Linked DNA regions of Homo sapiens: region 2 is linked to region 1. Evidence: read pairs that join two places in POLR2A ChIA-PET (ENCODE). Cell type or tissue: endothelial cell of umbilical vein. All regions are shown on one strand. Links, peaks and the distances in the headings refer to the core of each region. The heading gives the core; the rest is flanking DNA.

The links. ChIA-PET counts read pairs that join two places held together with the same protein. Peaks named below come from ENCODE experiments on the same cell type or tissue, not always from the same donor. Only the 100,000 strongest peaks of a DNase experiment are listed, where the experiment ranks them.
Region 2: POLR2A ChIA-PET joins it to region 1 with 5 read pairs; 2 of 35 experiments call an interaction of 5 or more read pairs at or near these places.

Annotation. Positions count from the first base shown.
Region 1 is chr1:94,190,101-94,195,485 of GRCh38, reverse strand. All of the region lies in intron 12 of ARHGAP29 (Rho GTPase activating protein 29), which reads left to right. Among named protein-coding and RNA genes, the nearest start is that of ARHGAP29, 45 kb to the left of the region's middle. RefSeq lists a silencer at 759-970. In endothelial cell of umbilical vein, for the core only: no CTCF peak of the experiment used is centred there; a DNase peak (open chromatin) is centred at 2,075; H3K27ac peaks cover 983 bases.
Region 2 is chr1:94,257,776-94,263,160 of GRCh38, reverse strand. All of the region lies in intron 2 of ARHGAP29-AS1 (ARHGAP29 antisense RNA 1), which reads right to left. It also overlaps a transcript of ARHGAP29 not described here. Among named protein-coding and RNA genes, the nearest start is that of ARHGAP29-AS1, 13 kb to the right of the region's middle. In endothelial cell of umbilical vein, for the core only: no CTCF peak of the experiment used is centred there; DNase peaks (open chromatin) are centred at 3,240 and 4,200; H3K27ac peaks cover 1,350 bases.

The DNA of each region.
Region 1 (5,385 bases), core at 71-5,070:
TAAAAAATTGGTTGCACACATCTGTGTTATTAAGAAGCTATAGTAGCTCAGGTTATATTCCTAACTTTTAAATGTTTTCTGAAGAAAACATTGTGAAGGAAAAAACAGTGTGGATGCTCATAACACCTCCCCTGGCACCACTGTCATAAACTGAATATTGCTTGCAATGTCTTGGATTCACTGTCAATTGAATATTGGGTTGCCTGGCCCATGGGTCCAATCACCAGAATGGTTTTTTTCCCCTTTGTTCTTATAAAATGAGAGAAAAGTTTAATAAATGAACCAAAACTGAGATTTTGTTTGGTAGAACTCTTTCCCTTCCCTTCTCGTTCTAATGACTACAGTGTCTTTTTCAAGAGAATATAGCAGTTACAAACCACTCCTGGCCAGCTTCCAGTTAGGAAATTCAATTTTTATCTTTTTATATAACCCGAGAAAATCTCCCTCTAATTATCATTTAGAAACTTGCATTGCCTTGATAACCACAATGGTTGCATGTAGACTTCTATTATTACTTTTTACTTTTGTCTACATTTACTCTCAGTGAAGCTAAATGTAAAACTACATCGCTTGACCAATGAAAAAATGTGTTTGATTGTTTATGTCATATAGAGTCAACCAGTTAAGCAGCATATATCAAAACATAATGGTTTTTGAGATCATTTAGCATTGTAAATTCTCATTAGAACCTCACAATCTTGGTTGAATCTTTGGTATTTATCTGTTTAAGACTTGGTTGAACTGAGTTGCTATGGACTGCTTATGACCCCCTGCAAAATTAGCATGTTGAGTTCCTAATCCCCAGTGTGATGATGTGATGATATTTGGAGGGTGGGGCTTTTGGGAGGTGACTAGGTGGAGCCCTCATGACCCTTCCCCTTCTATCATGTGAGGACACAGAGAGAAAAGAACAGTCTACGCATCAGGAATTGGGGCCCACACCAGACCCTGAATCTGATAGTGCCTTGGTCTTGATCTCTCAATCTCTACAACTGTGAGAAATAAATCTTTGTTAAGTCACTCTGTGGTATTTTTGTTGTAGCAGCCTGATGTGACTAAGAACATACAGATGTAGTAGTACATATATGGATTCTGTCATATATGAAAATGGATATTGTGTCATTAAGATACAAAATAAGCATTCTGGTAAAAAAAAAATTATCTCTTTCATGGAACAGAAATAGAAGTTCTGAGATTACTAGTTACCTGAAAGTGTAGTAATGAACTGTGAAAAACTGTTGAAGAAGCCGAGCATTTAATGTGGCTTCCAGAGTTTTATGAAAATGCTAGATGCATTAAAACATGTACTAGGACAATTCAGCCTAAAATAGATTATTCTATAAATAGCCAAGTTTAAAAAAAATGGTTGCACACTTATCTATATTTATACATACACTTAATTTTTTTACAGTCTACTTAGAACTAGTTTTTTACCACTTCAAGTGGAACACAGAAGCATCACCACCGTAGAAGTTCCTTTACCTAATCTGGGTTGTATTTGATATATGTAAATTACATCCATATACGTTGAAAACCTCACCAGACTCTCATAATTTTTGCTTTTAAAAGTCATACATATTATAAAGAGGTTAAGAGGAAAAAAGTAGTCTATTATTTACTATTTCTATTCATTCTTCTTGCATTCTAGTGGTTCCATCTTTCCTCTGGTAACACTTTGTCTACAGAACTTCCTTTACCACTATTTTATAGCAGGTCTGCTGGTAATGGATTCACTTGGTTGTGTTTCATATGAGAATGTCTTTATTTCGTCTTTATTTCTGAAGGACACCTTCACTGGATATAGAATTCTAAATACAGAAATCAGTTCTTTCACTGCTTTAAAAATATTGTTCCACTGCCTTATGGCATCCGTAGTTTCTCATGAGATACCAGTAATCATATGAATTATCATTCCCCAATTGTGGCATGTGTTTTTCTTTGGCTGTTTTTGTGGGATTTTTTTTGTCTTTGGATTTTATCTGTTTAAGACGTATCTAGACCTGGTTTTTGCTGTTTTTCCTGTTTTGGATTGGTTGAACTTCTTGAATCTACAAGTTTGACTCTTGAAAAATTTGAGAAGTTTTCAACTATTGTTTCTTCAATTTTTTTTTTTTTTTGTAGTATTCTTTTTCCTCTTTCTCTGACAGGCAGTGACTCAAACACTAGAGCTTTTGTTAATCTTCTGCAGTTCTGGAGGTCCTCTGTTTTTTCCCCAAAGCTTTTTCCTCTTGGTTGTTTATAGTGTTCTGTTGATCTGTCTTCAAGTTCACAGTCTCTTTTCCTTTGGTTATCCCCATTCTCCCATACAGTTCATCCAGTAAATTTTTTGTTCTGGATATTTTATTTTTCAGCAATAAATTTTCCTTTTGTTTCTTTATATCTTACATTTCTTTGCTGAGACTTCTTCTGTTTTTCCATGTTTCAAGATTGTTTGCTCTACTTTTTTGAAACCTTTGTAATAGTTGTTGTAGATTTTTCATCTAATCGTCCCAAATCTGAGCTGTATCAGGGTTGGTGTCTTTTTATTGTCTTTTGTCTTGCGAGTTGTTGAGATTTTCCTGGTTCTTTGTATGACAAGTAATTTTGAATGATATCCTAGATATTTTCATCATTACTTTATTGACTCTGGGTCCTGTTTATAACCTATATTGAGCATTAATTTTTTTTTTCAATTTTAGCAGCCATTTGATACAGTTAGGTTCATTTTCCAGCTTCTGCGTGACTCCCTTCCTAATCTTCTGGCTGGGGGCTTAGGTCTGCCTATTCTGCTCTTCTCCAGGGCCAAGTGTGGGGAGGATAAAGAGAAAAAAGTAACAGAAATTTCAGACCCTCTCACTCTAGACTACAGTTCATCTGGTCATAAACAAGGATTTCCATCAGAGTTTTGGCATCTCCTCAGCTGCTACTGCCATCATTGCTGCTCCCATAAGATTGTGTCTTAGGGATTTGGACTTGCTTGGGGTCTGGGGCAGGAGAGAAAATAAATATACAAAAGAAACCAGGGAGTTTTCTTCTACTGTTTTAGTTTCATCTCCCATCACCCCTCCCCGCTTTTGTTCCTTGGGCCAGAAAGGACCTCTCTTGGAGCTCCTTCTGTCTGCACTCAGTTTGTACTTTGGGAATTGGAGAATTGGGTAGGAGCTGAGCATGGGCTGGAAAAGAGGGCAGGAGTAGACCTATCACTGGATAGGTCATACCTTGAATTGTAGTTTATTTCCATTTACTTTTCAGAGTCTTGATTTGTGCATTCTGTTCAGATTTTTAGGTGAATTCAGTGGGAGACGGGAGAAGTTAGCTTACTGCATCTGAACCAGAAAACTTCCTTAAAATATTTTTGAGTGTTTAATATTGTATCTCATTTATTTTCCAAATTTTGATTAATTAATATATTATTTACTTAAAGAATCATGAAAGGATTTAAAAGAATTATAAAATCCAGGATTTGAAATTACCTTAGAAGTCATTTAGGCCATTTACTTTTGACAAATTCTCTTCACCTCAAACAATAGCTAATAATAGCTAAGATTGACTACGTACCTGCCAGTGTATTAAGCTCATGGTCTACATTAATTCATTTAATTCTCACAAAAATCCTATCAAGTTTTTAGCTCCATTTTACTGATGAGAAAACTAAAGTTTAGAAAGCCTTCTCAAGATGCGGTCCTTGGACCAGTCATATTGCCATTACTTTGAGAGCCTATGAGGAATGCAGAATCTTGGGTTTCAACACAGATCCTTAGAACCATAATCTACATTTGGACAAGATCCCCAAGGTGATTCATTTGCACATTAACTTTTTCAATGCACTGGTTTAAATAAATTATAAATAACTTGATGAAGGTCACCTAGCGTGCAAGTTACCTTTAGGATCAAGAGAGTAAGCAGTTTACCTTTAGCTGGAGAATGCTCTAACATAGCCAGTTGCTAGAATTAAACTGTACCTTATGCAGTTTGAATTTTCTTTGTTTCTTGAAGAAGTTAGGGCACAAATAAGCTATTTATTCTGTTATCTGTACTTTTCAAATACTATTTATGCAGAGTCAAGTATCCTTAGGGAATGCCTGTCTACATTGAAAAGGACTTAGAGGCTAATTATCCTATCATCTGGTATATCAAGAGAGATGAAGAGGAAACATGGCAGTCTTTGAAATAACATTAAGCTAATCGAAATTTAGCACTTATTCAGATTGCTACCCTTAAATACCTTCCCCACAAAGAAGCCAGAGTGTCATTTTAAAGAATAAATCAGATCATGTTACAGCTTTGTGTAAAATGCTCCACCAGCTTCCTGTTGCTCTTAAATTCAGACACCTTGCCATAGTTCAGATGACTACTTCTTTTTTTAGCTTTATCTTAAACCAGAGCTCCAGCTCTTTCCATATACTTCAACCATATTGACCTTTCATCTCTTTCTTGAGCATGACAAGCTCTTTCGCATTCACATTTGCACTACCTCCTCCTTTCATTTGGATTGATCTCCATGAAGCTTTTCTTACATCGGCTCGCAGTTCAAATGTTACCTCCTCAGAGAAGCCTTCCCTAATTTACCATGTTGGAAATACCCTTTCACAAACACGTACCTGGTCATACTGCATAATTTGACATTCTTATGTAGTATTTATAGCATTTTTCAGTACCAGAAAGTATTTTATTTACGTAATTTGTTACTTCTCTCGCGTACCACCCTCAGGAGAACGTAAAGGTCCAGGAGGGTCAGTATCTCATCGGTTTGCTGTAATATACCCAAAGCCTAGGTTTTTGTGAACATCAAATTAGTGTATTCATGTAAGACTCTGAGAATGGGTCTGGCATATTGTACACACTTGTCAGCTGCTGCTATTGTTGTTAGTACAAGTGATGATAGTGATAATATATTTAGGCATTTGTGAAACTCAATGGAATAATTTATTTTGAATAAATTCAAGGTAATATCTAATTATTAGAACTGAGTACTGTAGTTAAGCATTTCTATTTTTATAGGATTGAAAAAGTGAAAACAGTCTAAATAATAGTTCTTTGATTGGAAGTGTTTTCCCCATGTTTTTCTCTTAGGCAGTTGTGATCAGACCATCAGGATATAGAGATGAGGATCCTCAGAAACACATCCATCTCCTAAAATTATGAACCAGCTGGGGCATGGAGTTTTTGAAGTCACTTTTGAACTTTTCAGCTAAAAGCCAGTTTTGCTGGAAATGATTGCTCCTAGATATTAGATTCAAACTGCTTTTCTCCCTAATCTAGACTTATGCAAAATCAGGCATCATAGTATGTTCAGAGTGATATTCAGTGTTGTATGCTTCACTGTATGGCATTTTTATTGGTGCAGTCATTGAAATAAATGTATGTTTATATAGCATTCTGTATATCATGAGTTACTCTGCCTTT
Region 2 (5,385 bases), core at 173-5,172, 68 kb before region 1:
CAGGATTTGATTTTCTGTTCCTATGTTACTTTGCTAAGGATAATGGCCTTCAGCTCCATCCATGTTCCTGCAAAGGACATGATCTTGTTCTTTTTTATGGCTGCATAATATTCCTTGTATATATGTACCACATTTTCTTTATCCAGATTACCGTTGATGGGCATTTAGGTTGATTCCATGTCTTTGCTATTGTGACTAGTGCTGCACATGAACATATGTGTGCATGTGTCTTTATGGTAGAACGATTTATATTCCTTTGGGTGTATACCCAGTAATGGAATTGCTGGGTTGAATGGTAGTTCTGTTTTTAGATCTTACAGAAATTGTCTTCCACAATGGCTGAACTAATTTACACTCCCACCAACAATGTACAAGTGTTTCTTTTTCTCCGCAACCTTGCCAGCATCTGTCATTTTTTTGACTTTTTAGTAATAGCCATTCTGACTGGTGTGAGATGGTATCTCATTGTGGTTTTGATTTGCATTTCTCTAGTGATCAGTGATGTTAAGCTTTTTTTCATATACTTATCGGCTGCATGTATATCTTTTTCTGAAATGTCTGCTCATGTTCTTTGCCCACTTTTTAAGTGGGTTGTTGGTTTTTTTGCTATAAATTTTCTTAAGTTCCTTATAGATGCTGGATATCAGACCTTTGTCAGATGCATAGCTTGCAAACATTTTCTTCCATTCTGTAGGTTCTGTTTACTCTATTGATAGTTTATTTTGCTGTATAGAAGCTCTTTAGTTTAATTTCCATTTGTCAAGTTTTGCTTTCGTTGCAATAGCTTTTGTCATCTTCGTCATGAAATCTTTTCCCTCTCCTATATCTAGAATGGTATTGCCTACGTTGTCTTCCAGGGTTTTCATAGTTTTGAGTTTTACATTTAAGTCTTTAATCCATCCTTAGTTGATTTTTGTATATGGTATAAGGAAGGGGTCCAGTTTCAATCTTCTGCATATGGCTAGCCAGTTATCCCAGAACCATTTATTTACTAGGGAGTCCTTTCCTCATTGCTTGTTTTTGTCAGCTTGCTTTGTCAAAGATCAGATGGTTGTAGGTGTGTGGCCTTTTTTCTCAGCAATCTGTTTGTTCCATTGGTCTATGTGTCTGTTTTTGTAACAGTTCCATGCTGTTTTGGTTTCTGCAGCCCTGTAGTATAGTTTGAAGTTGGCTAGTGTGATGCCTCCAGCATTCTTCTTTTTGCTTAGGATTGCCTTGCTTATTCAGGCTCATTTTATGGTTCCATACGAAGTTTAAAATAGCTTTTTCTAGTTGTGAAGAACATTATCAGTAGTTTGATAAGAATAGCATTGAATCTATAAATCACTTTAGGCAATATGGCCTTTTTAATGATTTTGATTCTTCTTATCCATGAGCATGAGATGTTTTTCCATTTGTCTGTGTCATCTCTGATTTCTTTGAGCAGTGTTTTGTAGTTCTCCTTGTAGAGAACTTTCACCTCCCTTGTTAGCTGTATTCTTAGGTATTTTATTATTTTTGTGGCAATTGTGAATGGAATTGCGTTCCTGATTTGGTTCTCAGCTTGACTGTTGTTGGCGAATAGAAATGCTAGTAATTTTTGTATGTTGATTTTGTATCCTGAGACAGCTGAAATTATTTATCAGCTTAAGGAGCGTTCAGGTCAAGACTATGGAGTTTTCTAGGCATAGGATCATTTCAAGACTCCAAATCTTAACCTTACTTCTAAACTACAAAATCGTCTTAATTTTGTTGAGATGTAGCTACACTTGACCTGCACGCATAACACAGTAAAGCCAAATGAGACCCAAACTTGTGATAGTAAACACAAATAAGTGTTTATTACTTCATTATGTTCAATTATGGAGATGAAATTACATTAAATGAGATCAGTGTTATAATAACCTATGTGCCTTGATTTATAAAGCATGTCTGAGCTTCTGCAGCAGGTGAACTGGAAAAGGGGAAGCTACAGAGCTGAGGTAAGAAGGTCTGGCCAAGCAATAGTAAGGGACTTTCCAAGTGTTGATGTCTAAGAGGAGAGTGTACATTCAGAATCTCTGGATAGTTTCCAAAAAGTCCAATCTGATGGAATTCGGTAGTGGAGATGGTGGTTTCATGGCCTGGTTTTTTAATGTTTCAAGAACAGAGACACATTTACCTTAGTTAATGGGGGTGCAGAATTAGGAAGGTGGCATTGCAGGGATACACAGGAGGTTGTAAGGAAGTCAGGAAACACTCAACAGCTGCACAGCTATGCCTCACAGAGACCAGAACATAATTTATAAGATAGAAGCTGCTTTAGAACACAATGCAGTTTGAGTTATCCTGTGGGCCCTCAGACACCAGCATCAGCTGCCTTAATGCTCTGCCACTTTTATGATGATGCAGCTGTTCTTGTCTCTGTTTGACTATTCCTGCCACTACCAGCCAACTTCCTTCATTTTTCTTTGTCTCATGGCCTCAGCTCACTAATGGCGCCTGCTATCACATGGTTTCTTTTTCTGTGTGTCTTTCCAATCTCTCTACCTACTACCAACAGCAAGTCCCCCATACCCCTACAAAGCATTCTATTTAAACTCTCCAAGACAGAAGGTCCTATTAGTGCTATTGATTATTCTTTCCTTCATTAAGTAAAGCTTCCTTGCCAGATTACTCCATAGAACACTGACAGGCCTACAGACGAGCTGCTCTTGGACCAGATACCCAAATTTGATTGAATCAGCTGAGGATGGGATATAGGAGCTTGTGACCAGCTTTCTTCAGAGTTGCTATGGGCATTCCAAAATTGAAAGTGTAAGAAATCCCTCTGCAATGCAGAGAGTCCATCAGATTTGAGGCAGGGCCCCTCTGGGGGTAAGAGAAAGGAAGGGATCTGTCTTTAGAGAAACGAAAGCTGGTTTGGTTGTCAGAATCGTAGTCTCAAAAGGGAAACTGAGCCAGAAGCCCCTCAGATAGACAGGGCAAACATGGCAGAAAATGGGAAAAGGCTACCATATAATGCACACTCGAATGTCCATGGCTCATCCCAGGCATAACAGATTTTAGGCTTGTGATGACGTGGCAAATGGTGGTAGACATTGGTAGATGGACTTCCTAAACACAAGCAAGTCTTGCTCAAGATTAGATCAGAACTAAGCCATTTTGAATCAACACATGGAATGCCTCTGGTCCTCTACAGAAACTCCGTAGAGACTTTTGCATTATGCAGGGAGGACACTTTTCCTCTCTGAAAAGTTCATTCTTCGGCCAACAGTGAGTCAGAAAATGCTCTCTGAACTTTTGACTTGGGAGCTTTGAAATTTAAACTTCCAACACAGATTCCTGTTCCATCTTGAAAGGGCATTTTAGTATTTAAATTTTTTTCTTTATCATGTGTATTAGTTTCCTGTGGCTGCTTTAACAAACTACCACAAACTTGCATCACTTAAAACAACAGAAATGGATTCTCTCACAGTTCTGGAGGCAAGGCAGGCCCATGCTGCCTCTGTAGTCCCTAGAGATGAATCCCTCGTTGCTTCTCCCTAGTTTCTGATGGTTGCCGGCAATCCTTGGTGTTCCTCGGCTTACAGGTACATTGCTCCAATTTCTACCTCTTCCTTTATACAGGTATCTTCCCCTTGTGTCTCTGTTTTCTCTTCTTGTACGGACAACAGTCACTGGATTAAGTCCCACCCTAATCCACTATGACCTCATTAGAACTAATTATATCTGCAAAGACCCTATTTCCAAACAAGCTTACATCCTAAAGTTCTGGGAAGACATGCATTTTATGGGGACATTATTTGATCCACTACAACATGTCCAATCTTTGGTCAAATTAATACTAGAACAAAAATTCTATGCTTTTCCTAGTCTCTGTTGGATGAGGTATATTCATTACTTGTATTTCTAAAATGGATACAGGTCACAGAGATGACTGGAATTGTGAAATCTCAAATCTTTGACCAGCTGCCCATCACTGGCAGAGTTCCAAGGAATCTAGGCAAAAGGGACAGACACCTAGTAAAAGAACACTCCTTATGACTACTTGGGAATTTGGCCCTAAACCCCACTGCCTGTCCCCACCCACCCTTGTTCTAGAGATTTGGGCTGAACCACTTGGCCTGTGTTCTACATACCTGAATGAAAGCAAGAAAATATCTTCTTGCAGACTCAGAGTCAAGACTTTATGATTTTCCATGGTGACAAGAGCTCAAAAATGACTCACCCAAATGAAAAACACCACAAGGGAAAGAAAAACTTGATCTCTCTACAGTGGGAAGCAGCAGACACAGAGGATAAAGATGTGGGTTTTTTGAGTCAAGTCTGACATGAGTTCAGATCCCTGGTTTTGCCACTTACTAGCTGGGTGAACTTGTTCATATTAATTAGTCTCTTTAAGTCTCAATTTCCTCGTTAGAGCAATGGAGATCATAATATCTTCCTTATAGGTGATTGTGAAGAGTAAATAAGATAATCTATGTAAGACCTTACTACATAGGAAGCGCTAGTTATAATCATTACTAAGGCCTTGAACAACTGGCCTAAACTGCCCCTATCAGGCCTGTTGTCTCCTGGACCCTTCCCTGATTACCACTGGAACTGCCTAAAGCAGAAGGCTTTCCCCTGTGGGAGCCCCCTAAGACCCTCTCTCAACAGCCCATGAGAGCTAAGGTCTCCAAAGAGGGAAGGCAAAGAACACTGTGGTATCAGCTAGAGTTTCTAACTTACAGATGACAGACTGGCAGCTCTCAGGCCAGATTCCACCTCTCATGATTTTTATTTGGCCTGGACAATTTTAAAAATTTGGAATTTATTGTCCACATTAAAAAATTCAGAAATGTTCTATAAAAATCCAAATTCCTGGCTTAAAAAATTGAGAGACCAGGTAATACTGAGCATAAGTTCTCCTATGACTAGAGGGCACATTTACTGTAATGTACAAATTGGCACACTTCTGAGAGTGAGAGAAGGGTCTATCAATAATTTTACCTGAACAATTAGTGTTAACTGAAACTGTCCAGGGCAAATTAGGAATGGTCATGTTACCCATGACTCCAGTGGTCTGGAGGTAAGTAGGAATGGATACTTCCTGCAGGAGGTCTTGTCTCTCTGTTTGTCTAGGGTTTTGAGTTTTGAGCTTCTATTTTAATACTTTGTCATATCATACCTAATACTTGGTCCTCCAACACCAGAATCCAACATCCCTGATCGGGGCTTCTATCATCATCTTCCTTCTCTAAGAAGGAAAAGGTATGGAGTGAGTTATCAAATCAGTGCATATGCTGGACTTCATTCAGGTGCTCTCAGGGGTTCTGATAAGATTTCCAATAGGGCACAGACTACCTATACAATGTTGGCAACACTCTGTCATCATCCAGTGCCTATTAACTAGTCCTTGCTGCTGTTATAGAGCATATATCA